2 separate regions of the Homo sapiens genome follow, and region 1 is linked to region 2. Evidence: read pairs that join two places in POLR2A ChIA-PET (ENCODE). Cell type or tissue: OCI-LY7. All regions are shown on one strand. Each heading gives the region's core, and the rest is flanking DNA. Links, peaks and the distances in the headings are about the cores only.

The links. ChIA-PET counts read pairs that join two places held together with the same protein. Peaks named below come from ENCODE experiments on the same cell type or tissue, not always from the same donor. Only the 100,000 strongest peaks of a DNase experiment are listed, where the experiment ranks them.
Region 1: POLR2A ChIA-PET joins it to region 2 with 7 read pairs; 6 of 35 experiments call an interaction of 5 or more read pairs at or near these places.

The regions. Positions count from the first base shown.
Region 1 is chr2:203,426,863-203,435,376 of GRCh38, reverse strand. It overlaps ABI2 (abl interactor 2), which reads right to left. Exons shown (of 12, transcript NM_001375670.1): 12 at 3,208-8,200. The coding sequence ends at 8,025. It overlaps RAPH1 (Ras association (RalGDS/AF-6) and pleckstrin homology domains 1), which reads left to right. Exons shown (of 14, transcript NM_213589.3): 14 at 1-1,695. Among named protein-coding and RNA genes, the nearest start is that of ABI2, 100 kb to the right of the region's middle. In OCI-LY7, for the core only: a CTCF peak has its summit at 3,533; DNase peaks (open chromatin) are centred at 2,326 and 2,956; H3K4me3 peaks cover 851 bases; H3K27ac peaks cover 1,734 bases.
Region 2 is chr2:203,307,367-203,315,880 of GRCh38, reverse strand. It overlaps the pseudogene MRPL50P2. Among named protein-coding and RNA genes, the nearest start is that of ABI2, 17 kb to the left of the region's middle. In OCI-LY7, for the core only: no CTCF peak of the experiment used is centred there; no DNase peak of the experiment used is centred there.

The DNA of each region.
Region 1 (8,514 bases), core at 1,982-4,481, 120 kb before region 2:
TTTTTTTGGTAGAGATGGGGGTCTCACTGTGTTGCCCAGGCTGGTCTCAAACTCCTGGCCACAAGTGATCTTCCTGCCTCAGCCTCCCAAAATGCTGAGATTACAGGCATGAGCCACTGTACCCAGCCTTTCCTTATAAAATTCAAAGAGAAAATTTCTACACCTTTATCCCTCAAATAAAACAAGTGCTCAGTTCTTACCGTGCCCTTGCAAGGTCTATATGTAAAAGAAATCTGAAATTTAGCTGTAGAATAAAACTTGATAAATAAAAAGAAAAAACATACATTTCTCCAGTTGGTTTGCTCTTTGCTTGTTGAAGTAATAAACCGTTTTAAAGAGAAAATACTTGCTGTAAACCCCCAGTGCCTTCAACTCTTTTGGCAGAATATTTTTAAAGAAATCCAGCAAGCAAACTTTGAGGTGCTAATGAAAGTAAAGGAAGGTGGTATTTCTAGTTTTGGCAGAAATGAAAAGTGTCTCACAAGAGACATCACTACCCACGTGGGGTCTGGCTGCTTTCTACCAAAGACATTTAGAGAAGTGAATTGAGTCAGGGTGATGGTGAACACTACATATTTTATAGATGGTTAAGTTGAGAATTAATTATGTTTATCATGGATGGCTACTAATACCAAGCTCATGATTGTTGCAGCCTCAACGTCTTAGGCAGTAAAACTTGTCTGCAGCACTAAAGGGGGAGAAACCCTTATATTTTGCAAACTGTCCATTCGTTAAATTTATTGTAACCTAATACCAAAAACTGCCGTTTTTCATATTATTTCCCCACCTCCTACTTTTTTTTTTTTTTTTGCTACTTGTAAAATAACCCCTTCTAGAAAATAAGCATTAACTGGAATGTTTCAAACAATTTTGCTTCATTTTACTATCAGCCACTAGTGAACTCTTACAGAGATGTACATTTAAGATAAAATTAGCTTGTGCTAAGTGTTTTAAAAACATTGTTTACTGTTAAAGGGGAATTGCACATTATATTTAACTGGGATTGCTCCCTCCCTCAGTTCTTTAAAAAACAAGAGTCAAGGCTCACACCAACTTGTAGGCTGTGGGAGCTTTGCCATAGGTAGATACAATGTAGAAGTATACTTTTTTAAAGCATGAAGAAGACAAGGAACTTCATTATAATGTACCAGGTAGAGGACATTATTATTCAAAGGATTATGCACAGCTCAGTGAAGATGAAGTTACAATTTTTCTCGCAGCTTTGTTGCTATTATTTTCTTCTGCATAAATGTATGCTCATTTCATTATGTGCCTTGCTCCCTGATTGTGCAAAGCTATATATATATATATATATATATAGATAGATAGATAGATATATGAGAGAGATATATTCAGTACTACTGAGGATGTTTTTCTGAGGATGTTTTTGTTCTGCTGGATTAAGTTATTTTCCAAGTTACTCTTGCCAGTTATGTCAGTAAACTATTGTAATGGCTTAGCACACTAGTCGTACAGTCAGTGTAAATGTTTTTCATTTACATGTTTTCATTATATCAGCTTATCAAATCCTTAATAAAAAAAATTCATAGATTTCATTTAAACATGGGGACTTTGAGTGTTTGTGGATCGGCACCATTAAGAATCTGGTTTTGCATTTCATGTCAGGGTACCCAAAACATAGGCCATACACAGAAGAAATTAAGTGTGGTAAATAAACTAGTTTGATATGTTCAATTTGTTAACTTTTAAGAGTAGTTTATACCAACTAGGGAAATTTGGCCATTAAATACATTGGTGATTAAGTGACAACAGCTTTTAAAGAAAGACTTTTCTTCTCAGCCGGGTGCGGTGGCTCACGCCTGTAATCCCAGCACTTTGGGAGGCCGAGGTGGGTGGATCGCGAGGTCAGGAGATCGAGACCATCCCGGCTAACATGGTGAAACCCCGTCTCTATTAAAAATACAAAAAAAAATTAGCCAGGAGTGGTGGCAGTCGCCTGTAGTCCCAGCTACTCGGGAAGCTGAGGCAGGAGAATGGCATGAACCCAGGAGGTGGAGCTTGCAGTGAGCTGAAATTGTGCCACTGCACTCCAGCCTGGGCAACAGAGCGAGACTCCGTCTCAAAAAAAAAAAAAAGGTAAAAAAGATTTTTCTTCTTTAAACAAAGAACTAAGTACAAAGTAAAGTAATACAAAAAGGAATGCCTTTTGTTTGTTTCAAATCTTTGGAGTCACAATTACGTGTTGGACTGCCATGTGAAGGTATGTATAAATGTATAATGTGTTTGCAATCACTTTATTATGTACCAAACTAGGGCAAAAAAAGTGGAAGCCTTCCCCTTTCGTTCACCATCTGTCAATCATACGTGGTTGTGGAAACTGCACCTGTACTTATGCCTTCAGAAGCAGCAGTGTACACAGGCTGACAGGAAAACAGAACGCATGGCATGTGCCCCTTAATTGGCATATGCCCCAGATCCACAAAGCCGTTCAACCAAATGTGTAATTCCAAAGTAACCCAAAAAAGTCAAGCAATAGGCTTATTAACAAAAGATTGGATACTATCTATCTTTGAGACAAGACAAGACTGCTCTGACGCCTAAAATCCTATTCACAAATACGAGAAACCCATAAATGTTTTAGCTGGGTATTTGTTTCCTACATTATTCTTCACCTTACCTAATGATACCAAAATAATAAAGGTACAGAGGAAATAAGATGGGCTTGAAAAGTGAGAAAAGCTGAAACATCATTTTGGGTATTGTGAAGACAAACTTACTTGCTACCCTCAGATACATCATTAGAAAATTCTTTTATAATCTAGGCTCTCATAGCAACAAAGCACAGGCTAGTTAGTGGTTTGTCTTTTAGATTCACTTCTGACCAGTCTGCAATATTTTTTAGTCAACACCCATCTTCAGTGTTTGTCTGTTGAATTAAAAAAACTGTACATTAACAGAATTAGATTTGGAGAAAAGTGGTAAGAAAACCCCAGGTGCGAGTGGAGCAAAAACAGGATTAGAAAGTTCTTAATTAGAACAGCTGTCTTCAGGGAAGAAACTTGAGATCAAATTTAAAGCTCAACATTTTAAATCTTTGAAAATTTAAAAAGACGACTTCTTCAGTAATAAAAGGCAGCTCCCTGGTTTAGAGCAACAGAAAAGTCAGATTATCCCTAACACGTAAACTCAAGATACCACCTTAGAAAAAGAGGTTATTTATATAAATAAGTTAACAAGACACCTGAATATACTTTGTGGGATTTTATTTAGGTCAAGTTCTTAGTACACGGCAACAATTCCAAATACAATTAAAAAATTAAAAAGTGATGTTCCTCCACTCATCTGGAGGTGGTTTAATGGCACACAAGGAACATTACTGGCAACAGACTGCTCCCTCAAGTTCCCCTGGATGGTTTTTACTCAACTCATAATACCACCAACTCTCCCTCTGGGAGCTAAAAGTACAACTGGCCAGATCACAAATTGTTTACATTCTTTTTTGTAAGCCATTTTAAGAAAAATGGTGCATGGACACAAAATATGATAAAAACTGCTTTTCCATAGAATTCTTAAGTTGCAAAAGAGGTTTCATTTTAATGTGAAAATAAGCTTTTTTTGTTGGTTTTTCTTTTTTCTTACAAAAAACCTTAAGATATTCAGCAAGGATCATTTATACACAGCTAGGCCCCGCCGTTTCGTTTTAATTGTTTTTTTTTTTTAATAATTATATGAGATTCTCAAAACAGGAACAAAGGTCAGCACAAAGTAAACTTAAAGGTAATGAGCTCAATGCCTCCATTTAATCACTTTTATAAGGCTCTCTCCAATAAGGCTGCTGTGCTGTGCTCCTGCCAGTGTTGGAGTAATATAACATTTTTACTGCACACACCTTATGGGAAAGTGTTTATACTGAGTGTAGTTTTAGGAGGGGTAAATGAAGATTATTTCCACAAATTAAGATTGCACTTAGTACACGCCTTTACACAACTCTGATGGTATTTACCAAAACATGGCATGTCTTTTCACGTATATTCCTGAAAACACCAAATAGAACTCTTAACTTTTAAAGAAAAATACAGCACATTTAGTTAAGACAGTTGTGGTGCAGTGGAAAATTAAGTACTGAGCACTGAGTGAGAACTCTGCTGTTATTAACTAGCTGTTCATATGAAGAAGAAAACTCACCTCATCAGTCTAATGAGACAACCAGAAATTTTAAAAATTTCATCTAGCTCAAACTCAGTGATTCTAAATCTTATATGGGGGAAATTACCACCTTAACACCAATCAGGAGTTCCCGGCCAAAAAGACCAGAAGTGAGCAGATCCCATTCTTTTCAAAGACTTGTCAGTCACCTGTGAATTCCTCCATCAAACCTTTTTCAAAGGCAAAGGTGACCTTCAGGACATGTCATGCTGTCTCCACAAAGGAGAAAAGAAAAGGTAGTAAAAGATAAAAACAGTTCTTAATGCAGAAAGGTCACCTACTAAAAGAAAATGAACATAAAAAGATAAAAGCAAACTACCATCATTTTGATGCCTCCCAAAGAGAAAAATCTTTAGTTATCTTCAACATAAACTGCCAAGGAGCACAGGTACGGTCCAGACATCACGGTAAATATGCATAAAATATTGTCTAGCTGGATAATAAACACCAGCAGTAGGAAAAAGGAGGGGATGAAAATGTCTCACACCCAGTAACTTTTAGGAACATAGCAAAATTAGCAGGCCACTGTCAACTCTAAAATGGGAACAGCAGGCGCCTCTGAGGGAGATAGGAAGTAGCTAAATGATGGAAAATATTAAACAAGATAGCTTAGAAGATTCATATTTATTCCAAATGGGAGGCTGAATCTCTCAGATGTCGATTTTGACACATTGGCACTATTTTTGTTTCTGATTTATTGCCTTGGCCGTAAGTTCAAAGGCAACAATAAAGTGTACTTTCATTAATACCACCATGGACTTTCGAGTATTAATATGACAAGAAAAGACAACTATTCATTTTTTTTAAGGGGACTGGACACACAAACTTCAGGAGGGAAGAATCCCCTCTCCCATTAGAATCCCTCTATCTTGATAAAATGGTTGCTTTATTGGTCAGATTTTGGACTTGGATCGTCTGTTATAATATTAATAGTACACAGCATGTAAGATTTTCTGCATTCATTTGAAATTCCTAATACCAACCATCTTTTAATTTATAAAAAAAGAGGGAAACTTACAATAAAACAAAAAATACTACCCTCACAGATGATTAATAGCATGCAATCTATGAAATATTACATACATTAAAAGTCTCCAATTACTGTGTGCCTGACCCATCACACAGTATCCTTCCAAGACAATCTATAGAATTCAAAACTGTACAAAAATTATAAAATATGCAGAAAACCCAAAAGGTACTGTTTGTAAAACAAAGATCACACACACATTAGTACTAAATAGGGAAAAAAAATCAGCAGACCCATGGACTACCCCTGCTCCCAACCACAGGTCTTCAGTATAAAGGACTTCACCAGTGTCTTCTGCACTGCCCCCATCCCGTAGGGGTCCAAAAGACCAGCTGCATTCCTGCTGACCGCCACTAACTCTGTTTTCTGCATAGTTGTCTTCCCTGCTTCTGTAGTGGTGAGCTGTGGGAACTTTTTTTTTTTTTTTTTGATGGAGTCTCGCTCTGTCACCAGGCTGGAGTGCAGTGGCACAATCTCGGCTCACTGCAACCTCTGCCTCCCAGGTTCCAGTGATTCTCCTGCCTCAGCCTCCCAAGTAGCTGGGACTACAGGTGTGCGCCACCACGCCCAGCTAATTTTTGTGTTTTTAGTAGAGATGGGGTTTCACCATGTTGGCCAGGATGGTCTCAATTTATTGACCTCATGATCCACCCACCTCGGCCTCCGAAAGTGCTGGGATTACAGGCATAAGCCACCACACCCAGCCTGTGGGAACTATTTATTGGATTTCAAAACACCCTCTGCCTCATTAATCCACTAAGCTTTCTCAGCAAAAAGCTGTTTAAATAAATAATGGGAACATCTAATTTAAAACAGTTTTTCTAATTATAGACCAGTACACGAAGAAGAGCTTAACTTATCCAAGTATAGTCTAGTTTGGGTCCATAATGGAGCTGAAGGCTCAGAGGACATTCAGGGCCATTACACTGCAGGAAAACAAGGAATAAGGGATGTAGAAATGACCTAAGAAAAGCACGAAGTGGAATGTATACTGGAGGCAAGTTAATGAAAGCTAATAAATACAAAGTGCTGGGAAAAATCTAAAAGCAAAATAGCTATTGTAACTTGCAATGCATTAAAAACAACTTTAAAACCAAAAAGTCTTGATAAGGAAACTCTATAGTGGGGTCTCAGTTAAATGCTGATGATTTTTAATGCTCAGATAACATTAAGTGGAATATTAACTTCTGCATCCGACACCATCTGAATTTTCTCACACACTACTACACTTGTTCACTTTTCAATCAAGTTCCACTTTCTGAACTTGTTCAAAACCTCATTTGAAATATATCCAGCTACTGCTTTTCCCCTTTCACCTAGCACAGGGCAGTTACCTGGCAAAGCTCTATTCTGGCCAAGTCACTGGGACTGAGTAGAACCCACGTTAGCAGCTCTGGACCTGAACAGGAGCTGGCCCAACATCACAGTGACCACCCACAAAGAGACAAGCCCTCCTGGATTTTTTTCAGCATTTCTTATACTGACTACAGTAGTGATGATTAAAGTTATCTGCCCTACAGACTCCACTGAATTTGAAGCTGTATTTATTGTACAGATGGGGGAAATGTGTTTTATTGTGTCAGTTATATTAATTTTTATCAATGTGATTAGATACATATTTTGGCCTATTAATCTTATTCATTATATTCTTAGTCTGAGATGGGTTTTAATTCTGACTAACAGCAGCTACTTAAGAGTCCAATCATACAAAATCAGGAGAGTATTACCCTTTCTACAGCTAAGCGAGTCAGTAATACAGCAGCAACTAATACTGGCCATTAATAACGTCCAGAGAGCACATTAGCAAACCTTGTACTCCCAGTGACTGTCAGGAGACTTGAAAATAACTACTATTCTCTTCCAAAGTAGAATAGCGTTTTTCTAGATAGTGAAGGAAATGATAGTCATAGTTGGTCTGAACTCCAAGATCCTACTCCTCAAAACAGCACCGAAGCAGGGGTTCGGGATGCCTGCTAAGAGCATTTCCACAGTTCAAGTCTCTTCAGAACCTTAGGGACCTTCGTGTCTAGCTTCACACACCCACCTCCACATATGAACCAGCCTACCACACTTCACATCTGGGTACACTGGCCATTAGCAACAATGCAGTCTCATGCAGCAGCACATTAAAATCAAACGGGTGGCAATCGTTCACCACCCTCAGAGTGTTGGGAGACTTTCACATTTCATCATCCTTATAATCCACAAACAGAAACATGAAGGGATGCAAGTGAGTTCAGCATTCACTCGTTTGGTGCACTCAAGTGCTGAGAGAATGCAGAATTTACAGTGTCACAGAGGAAAAAAGCCATCTGAAATAATTGTAAAAATGGTTAAGTGTGGTATTTAAATGTTGGTTCCCTCCTCTTCATACAAGTGGAAGAAAAGAAGGGGCTAGGGTACCCACTGGGCCATGAGGTTAACCCCTTAGCACAGGCAATGAAGAACATCCAATGCCACAGATTCTGCAGGAGGAGAAATCCCAAGGGTATACAGTATTCCTGAGAAAGATCCCAGATTTTTCTGAATCAGTCTTAATCTGATTTTGTTTTGGCTACACAGTTATGCTGTTATACCTTTGACATACATAAAAATGGTCATTTTATTTCAATCCAGACAGCTCAGCATTGTACAAATGATGGCAGAAAGATCCATTTGTTCAGACTCAGCTTGCTTTGTTTTTAATACTGGGGAATAAACCAAAAAAAAAAGTGTAATTTTTATCATTTGTATCCTTCATTCTACTTTACTGGAGTGGAATCCCCAGGGCCTTCAGATAATCTGGGAAGACCTGACTATTCCTGTGAGGCAAGCACAGCCCTGCTGAGCTTTACTCAGAATAATGCATGATAGACTCAACGTAATTCCCAGGAAAAAGCCCAGTCACTCCATTCATAACTCCCTCATACCAACCATCGTCATTCTTCTTGATGACATAAATAATGGCTCCTTCCTGAAAGGACAGCTCATCTTCCTTGTCTTTTGTATAGTCATAAATTGCCACAACTAGGAGGGAAGAAAACAAAACAGGATGTGAAAGACAGTAATATTCCTAGAAAGACAGAACCAAGCCAGTGAATAGCTATCTGTTCCCAAATCCTGTAGCACTCAAACATGGTGACTTTCTAAACACCAACCAAAACTTACATGTTTTTTTTTCTAAGTAATACCCAGTCATATACAATGAAATTCCATTTTCTAGGGATGTTAGGCTCTAAATTGAGTACAAATGGGGAAAAAGCACATTTAATCAAATGTGCTTTTGATGACCTTTTAAGAGCCTACAGGGAAGTACCTCATTGAAGAGGTACACAATCCTA
Region 2 (8,514 bases), core at 3,434-5,933:
TCATCGAAGATGGCAGCGCAATCTGTGTCCGGCATTACCAGAAAAGTCTTCATGTGGACAGTCTCAGGGGCACCACATACAGAATTTTGGTCTCGATCCAGAAAATAGAAAGAGCCAGTGGTTGCTGAGACAGTACAAGAGGTGAAAAAGGAATCTATCCTCAGTGTGTCTACCCTCACAAAGCCGAGCATACACACAACCTGAAGATCTCCAGAGTTGTTTGGAATCTTATGTTAAAGAAGTTTTTGGTTCATCTCTTTCTAGTAATTGGCAAGACATCTCCCTGGAAGATGGTCATCTACGGTTCAATCTCTTGGCACATTTAGCTGATGGCTTGGGTCATGTAGTCCCTAACTCCAGACTCCACCAGATATGCAGGGTTAGAGATGTTCTTGATTTTCTATAATGTCCCTATTCAAGATAGATCTAAATTTGATGAACTCAGTGCCAGTAATCTGCCCCCCAATTTGAAAATCACTTGGAGTTACTAAGCAATTTGGAAGAGAAACACATTAACATCACTTTTTTTTCCCTGAGCAAGGGGGCTACTTATTAGACCTTTTGATACTTCACCATGTGAAATACTACCAGAACTGTTCTCTAAACCCACTTTTTCTATGGAGGAATGTATCATCTCTTTTTTTTCTCATATTATGAGTGGACAAATAACAGGACTTTCTATTTTCATATTTGCTGAAACCTTTTTTTATTTTTATTTTTGAGACAGAGTCTTGCTCTGTCGCCCAGGCTGGAGTGCAGTGGTGCGATCTCAGCTCACTGCAACCTTTGCCCCCTGGGTTCACGCCATTCTCCCGCCTCAGCCTCCCAAGTAGCTGGGAGTACAGGTGCCCACAACCACACCCAGCTAATTTTATTTTTGTATTTTTAGTAGAGACAGGGTTTCACTGTGTTAGCCAGGATGGTCTTGCTCTCCTGACCTCGTGATCCGCCTGCCTCAGCCTCCCAAAGTGCTGGGATTACAGGCGTGAGCCATCGTGCTCAGCCTGCTGAAACTATTTTTTAAATGAAATTAGGTCATTAATAATTTATGAAAAGTTTTGAGAGGACACTGTCATTAACTTGGGTTTAAGACAGGAGGACATTGCAAGCTCACACCCTTCATAGGCATAAAGTAGTAGTTGCAAGAAAATATTTTTATCCTGTTAGGACTCATATCTAAGATAGAGTTATTATACATTGCACATATACAAATAAGCTTGTATTAGATACCTATAAAAGAAACATAAAAGTATGTTGTATATTACTGACCATCCTAGATTAATTTCTTTTGGAATTAAAGTAGATTTGTTAAAGTGAAAAAAAAGAAAGAAAAGAAAAGAAAAAAGAATAGGATAGAAAATGTATCTTTCAAAAATAGTTTATTTATATTTAAATTTGTATTTATTTATTTTTTTAGAGACAGGGTCTTGCTCTGTCTCCCAGGCTAGAGTGTAGTGGTGCCATTTTAGCTCACTGCAGCCTCAAGCTCCTGGGTGATCCACCCACCTCATTCTCCTGCCCTAGCCTCCCAAGTAGCTGGGTCTGCAGGCACGAGCCACTGTGTCTAGCCTATTCATATTTTTGTTTTAAATTATGTTGAAGATTTTCTTAAACTTCAAGCTTCAAAATGTATTAACTGGGTTTTTATTACTGAAAAGTATACTAACCTTCATTTAATAATATGAATTACAGAGTTTGAAATGTAATAGTTTTTCTGATTACACATTAATACCATTAGAACCTGATGCTAAATATTAACTGACCTATCAAATTTATAATTTTCAAACCTTGCTAATTTTTTAAAAAACAATTTGTTTCTTGTCCATTGCAATAATATTGCAAACAAAGAGATTATACTTTGACAAAATTGCTAACTGAATACTATGATGCTTGGTAATAATGTCTCATTTATGTAGTGCAAGGTTGATAAGAATAAGGGTATTCTTGGCCACCAATTGCTATTTTCATGAAATAGAATACAGAAGAGGTTAACAGCAAACAAAAACTGATTCATGATTTTATCAAAGTTATTTCATGTATCCTCTTGGAAGGAAAGGAGTAGAACAGAATAATCTTGATATTTTAAAATGGCAGGGAACACTGAATTTAACTACAATTAAAATATTTCAGTAGGATTTCTTCCTTCCTCCTCCACAGGAATTAACAATATATATTTCTCACAGATTTCTGTTAACTACTTCTATTATCTAAATGTCTACCCATATGACTAAGTGAATGATTCATATCACTGAAATATTTCATAGGGTTTTATAATGATATTTCAGGGGAAAACATCATTTTAACTTCCAGCAGAAAATTTTCTGGCAATTATGGTTAATATACAGGAAAGTAAGAGTTTCATGAGTGAAATGGTTTAAGAAAAGAGATTTTTAGTGTATTAGAATTCTTTTGTCAGGGTGTGGTGGCTCACACCTGTAATCCCAGCACTTTGGGAGGCCAAGGCGGGGGGATAGCTTGAATCCAGGAGTTCCAGACCAGCCTGGACAACATGGTGAAACACTGTCTCTACAAAAAATACAAAAACTAGCCAGGCATGGTGGCTTGAGCCTGTAGTCCCAGCTACTCAGGAGGCTGAGGTGGGAGGATCACTTGAGCCCTGGAGGTTGAGGCTGCAGTGAGCAATGATCATGCTACTGCACTCCAGCCTAGGCGACAGAGTGAGAGACCATGTTTCAAAATATATATATATATATATATATATATATATATATATATACTTTTGCAAGTTTAATAAATGTGTATTATGAAATTGTTTTTTTCTTTTTTTACAAAAAGATTGGCATCTATTCATTGCCTATTTTGTAAAGAATTGTAAGACATTCTAGAGAGATTTAAACCACTTAAAAGAAAAATCGTGAATGAGACATTTATGGATATTTGCAAGAACAACTAGCATACAACCAAGAAGGATAGCCCTCAGAAACCACCGAGTCACAAGTACCATGCCCTCTAAAGTCAGACATGTCCGGGGGCCAATTATACTCCAATCAACATAGTTGCTCAAATTCCACTTCTCAGAGGGACACTGTGCTTGGGGTTTAATGCTTTGGGGGCACTGTCTTTAAATTTTTTTTTTTTTTTTTTTGGACAGAGTCTTGCTCTGTCGCCCAGGCTGGAGTGCAGTGGCTGATCTCAGCTCACTGCAAGCTCCGCCTCCCGGGTTCAAGCAATTCTCTTGCCTCAGCCTCCCAAGTAGCTGGGATTATAGGCATGCACCACCACGCCTAGTTAATTTTTTTATTTTTAGTAGAGACGGGGTTTCACCATGTTGGCCAGGCTGGTCTTGAACTCCTGACCTCATGATCTGCTCACCTCAGCCTCCCAAAGTGCTAGGATTACAGGCATGAGCCACCACACCCGGCCGGCTTTAAATTCTTAATAATTTCATTTTTGAATTTGTGTTTTGTAAGTGAAGTCCAATGGGACCATGGAGCATGCACCAGGGACTCGGAGCCCACCTGCATGCCTTCCCCTACAGGTTCTCAGTGACTAGCTGCCTGCTCCTTGGTGCCCTGATCCCCACCCAGCCTTCCTCTCCCCAGCTCTGCTCACTACTACAACCACTATTGCCTTCTGCTCTGAGCAGTCATTGGATTACATTGGCAGGAGAGTGGAGGGGAGGCTCACTTTTCCCTGTGGTCACCCTCAGCCTCCGGTGGGGATCTGGGTGAAGTTTGGAGGGGGCCCACAAGCAGTCTGTTTTGGAGAATTTTCAGGAAAGGCAAGGAAACATCTGCTTTGGGCTGGCAGCACCACAGCATGTTCACCATGTGACTGGCAGGGCTCTTTAGACCACCCCAGTCAGTAAAGTGTCCCAGTGCAGGAGATTTCAGTTCCTTGGGGTTGCATACACCAAAGGTTGAAAAGGCAGGGCCATGAGAAGAGGAGATTTCCTCCTCGACTAGGTCTCACAAATTATATAGCCAGTAGTGATTGTGCCTCTTACAATAAAAATGAACTCAAAAACCTTTATAAACATCATAACATGGACTGTGGGACATCTTTCAAGTGTTTTGTTTGAAGGCTGGGCATGGAAATTGTGTAAAAGGAAGTGAAGAGGTATACCCGGAGTGTTTGCTGGATTGGGGCTTAGGCCGGAAGCTGCTTCTGGATGATCTCTGTGCACATGCATGCCATTGCAGAGAAGGGTCTTGTGGTTCTGAGACATCCTATGGTATCAGCTACTGATTAGATTGAGAAGAGCCCAAGGTAGCTGGATCAGTTTTAGGGCTAACCAAGAGAGTTGGTCCAGAATGTACCAAACTTCCTAAGATCACCCTGTGAATCTTCTAGATATGAAAAAAGAGAAACAGAACAGATTCACAGTTCTACTTCAATCCCAAATTTCATCTTGGGTTTGAAACCAGAAAAACCTCTGATCACAGAGAGAACAAGATGACATTTATCTTTGTGGCATCACTGTGCTATAGGACTGCCCTATTGCTTGATTTGCATTTTCTAATATTACATAATTTCTACAGGGCACCATCCAGATAGAAATATACCACAGAGCTCAATTCTTGTAATTAGACCCTGTACTGGAAAATATAAAAACCTCAAAGAGACAGAGATAAAATTTATACACACATTAAGAAAGGTTGTCATGGCAACTTTGCTTGAAGATATGTATTTTTAAATCTAAGTAAATTTGGCATTCAGAACATTTGCATCTCCCTCAAAGGTTCTGTATCAAGAATATTTTTTAAAATTGTTTTCAAATTTCTTCTGAATCTACGCTTCCTTGAAAGCTTAAAAAATCCTATGAATATAATAGCATCATAGACTTAAGCACATATTTGCAGAAGGCCCTATATGAGAAAAATCCAAAGTGAAAGGGTAAAAACGTTACTTTTCTACCCCCAGAATCCCTAGGCTTCTCCCTTTAAAATGTTAAATTGTGAGCAGGCTATGCCCATATAATCTCTACAAGGTCCTTTCATGCTCTAAAAATCAATTAGCTATTAGTTGATGACCTTGCAATATATGCAACAAATTATGGAAACTCAACACACCTAGTGCTGCAGTGTAAGTAAGCAACAATTAATACAGACCACTACAATAAATACTGCCCGGTAACTTAGCCAAACCAATTCCTAGCTTTGTTTCTTCTTACTTTGAAAGTTCTCCAGTATTCCTAATCAGCATCAATGTTGAAAGCATTCCTTGATCAGATACCTAGTTTAATCATCTTGCTCATACATTGAAAATAAAGTGATGAGACCAGCCGTGGTGGCTCATGCCTGTAATCCCAGAACTTTGGGAGGCCAAGGTGGGTGGATCACAAGGTCAAGAGATGGAGACCATCCTGGCCAACATGGCGAAACCCAATCTCTACAAAAATACAAAAATTACCTGGGGGTGGTGGCACTCACCTGTAGTCCCAGCTACTCAGGAGCCTGAGGCAGGAGAATTGCTTGAACCCAGAAGCTGGAGCTTGCAGTGAACCAAGATTATGCCACTGCACTCCAGCCTGGCGACAGAGTGAGACTCCATCTCAAAAAAGAAAAGAAGAGAAAAGAAAAGAAAAGTGACAGGTCCATGCCTGTAATCCCAGCACTTTGGGAGACCAAGGTGTAAGGATCACTTGAGTCCAGGAGTTTGAGAGCAGCCCTGGCAACAGAGTGAGACCCCATCTCTACAAAAAAATTAAAAAGTTAGCCAAGTGTGGAGATGCATATCTGTAGTCTGAATTACACAGGAAGCTGAGGTAGGAGGATTGTTTGAGCCTGGGAGGCAGAGGGTGCAGTGAGCTGAGATGGCACCACTGCACTCCAACCTGGGCAACAGAGTGAGACCCTGTCATAGAAAGAAGAGAAGGAAGGAAGGAAAGAAGGAAAGGAGGGAGGGAGGGAGGGAGGGAAAAGAAAGACTGGAAAAAAAAGAAAGGAGAAAGACAGTACAGTGATGGTTTCACTTCCAGCAGTTCCTTGTGCTTCTTCCCCAATTATAGCCTATGACAGAAGCCTGTTGTGACCTTCGTCATGTAGTTATCTCCAAGTTCCTTCCTATGTTCCTCTCAGCCACTAACCTAAAATGTCCTTGAGCTATGTATTAGTTCGTTTTCACACTGCTTATAAAGAGATACCTGAGACTGGGCAATTTACAAAAGAAAGAGGTTTAATGGACTTACAGTTCCACATGGCTGGGGAGGCCTCACAATCATGGCAGAAGGTGAAAGGCACATCTCACATGTTGGCAGACAAGAGAAGAGAGCTTGTTCAGGGAAACTCCCATTTTTTAAAACCCATCAGATCTCATGAGACTTATTCACTATCACAAGAACAGAATGGGAAAGACCTACTCCCATGATTCAATTAACTCCCACCACCCAGTCCCTCCCACAACATGTGGGAATTCGAGATGAGATTTGGGTGGGGAAACAGCCAAACCATATCATTCCACTGTTGGCCTCTCCCAAATCTTATGTCCTCATATTTCAAAACCAATTATGCCTTCCCAACAGTCCTCCCAAAGTCTTAACTCATTTCAGCATTAACTCAAAAGTCCACAGTCCAAAGTCTCAACTGAGACAAGGCAAGTACCTCTGCTTATGAGCCTGTAAAATCAAAAGCAAGTTAGTTTCTTCCTAGATACAATGGGGATACAGGCATTGAGTAAATACAGCCATTCCACATGTGAGAAATTGGCCAAAACAAAGGGGCTACAGGCCAGAAGCAAGTCCGAAATCCAGTGGGGCAGTCAAATCTTAAAGCTCCAAAATTATCTCCTTTGACTCCATGTCTCACATCCGAGTCATGCTGATGCAGAAAGTGGGTTCACATGGCCTTGGGCGACTCTGTCCCTGTGGCTTTGTAGGGTACAGCCTCCCTCTCAGCGGCTTTCATGGGCTGGCATTGAGTGTCTGTGGCTTTTCCAGGTGCACAGTGCAAGCTGTGGGTGGATCTACCATGCTGGGGTCTCGAGTATGATGGCCCTCTTCTCATACCTCCACTAGGCAGTGCCCCAATGAGGACTCTGTGTGGGGGCTCTGACCCCACATTTCCCTTCTGCGCTGTCCTAGCAGAGGTTCTCCATGAGTGCCCTGCCCCTGTAGCGACCTTCTTCCTGGACATCCAGGCATTTCCATACATCCTCTGAAATCTAGGCGGAGGTTCTCAAACTCCAATTCTTGACTTATGTGCACTTGCAGGCTCAACACCATGTGGAAGCTGCCAAGACTTGGGGCTTGGACTCTCTGAAGCCACAGTCTGAGCTCTATGTTGGTCCCTTTCACCCATGGCTGGAGTGGCTGGGACACAGGACACCAAGTCCCTAGGCTGTACACAGCACAGGGACCCTGGGCCCAGTCCACAAAACCACTTTTTCCTCCTAGGCTTCCGGGCCTGTGATGGGAGGGGCTGCTGTGAAGACCTCTGACATGCCCTGGAGACATTTTCTCCACTGTCTTGGGGATTAACATTTGGCTCCTCATTGCTTATGCAAATTTCTGCAGCCAGCTTGAATTTCTCCTCAGAAAATGGGATTTTCTTTTCTATCGCATTGTCAGGGGCAAATTTTCCAAAGCTCTGCTTCCCTTGTAAAACTGAATGCCTTTAACAGCACCCAAGTCAACTCTTAAATGCTTTGCTGCTTAAAAACTTCTTCCACCAGATACCCTAAATCATCTCTCTCAAGTTCAAAGTTCCACAAATCTCTAGGGCAGGGGCAAACACCACCAGTCTCTTTGCTAAGACATAGCAAGAGTCACCTTTGCTCCAGTTCCCAACAAGTTCCTCATCTCCATCTGAGACCATCTCAGACTGGATTTCATTGTCCATATCATCATCAGCATTTTGGTCAAAGCCATTTAACAAGTATCTAGGGAGTTCCAAACTTTCCTACATTTTCCTATCTTCTTCTGAGCCCTCCAAACTGTTCCAACCTCTGCCTGTTACCCAGTTCCAAAGTTGCTTCCACATTTTTGGGTATCTTTTCAGCAGTGCCCCACTCTACTGGTACCAATTTACTGTATCAGTTTGTTTTCACACTGCTGATAAAGACATACCTGAGACTGGGCAATTTACAAAATAAAGAGGCTCATTGGACTTACAATTCCATGTGGCTGGGGAGGCCTTAAAATCATGGTGGAAGGCAAGGAGGAGTAAGTTACATCTTACGTGGTTGGAAGCAGGCAAAGAGAGAGCTTGTGCAGGGAAACTCCCGGTTTAAAAACCATCAGATCTCATGAGACCCATTCACTATCAGGAGAACAGCACAGGAAAGACCCGCCCCCATGATTCAATCATCTCCCACTGGGTCCCTCCCACAACACCTGGGAATTATGGGAGCTACAAGATGAGATTTGGGGGGTGACAGAGCCAAACCATATCAAGCTGCTTCCCAACCCAGTACCTGGAGAGCTCTGGGTGCTAGAAGATTCAAGGTGGTAAAGCTCTAGGACATGAGACTGTGGGGTTCTCCCTCCTGGGGTGAAACACAGGAAAAGACAGAGAACACAGTAATAATGCCATGTATGTTTTGTTTACTGCTATA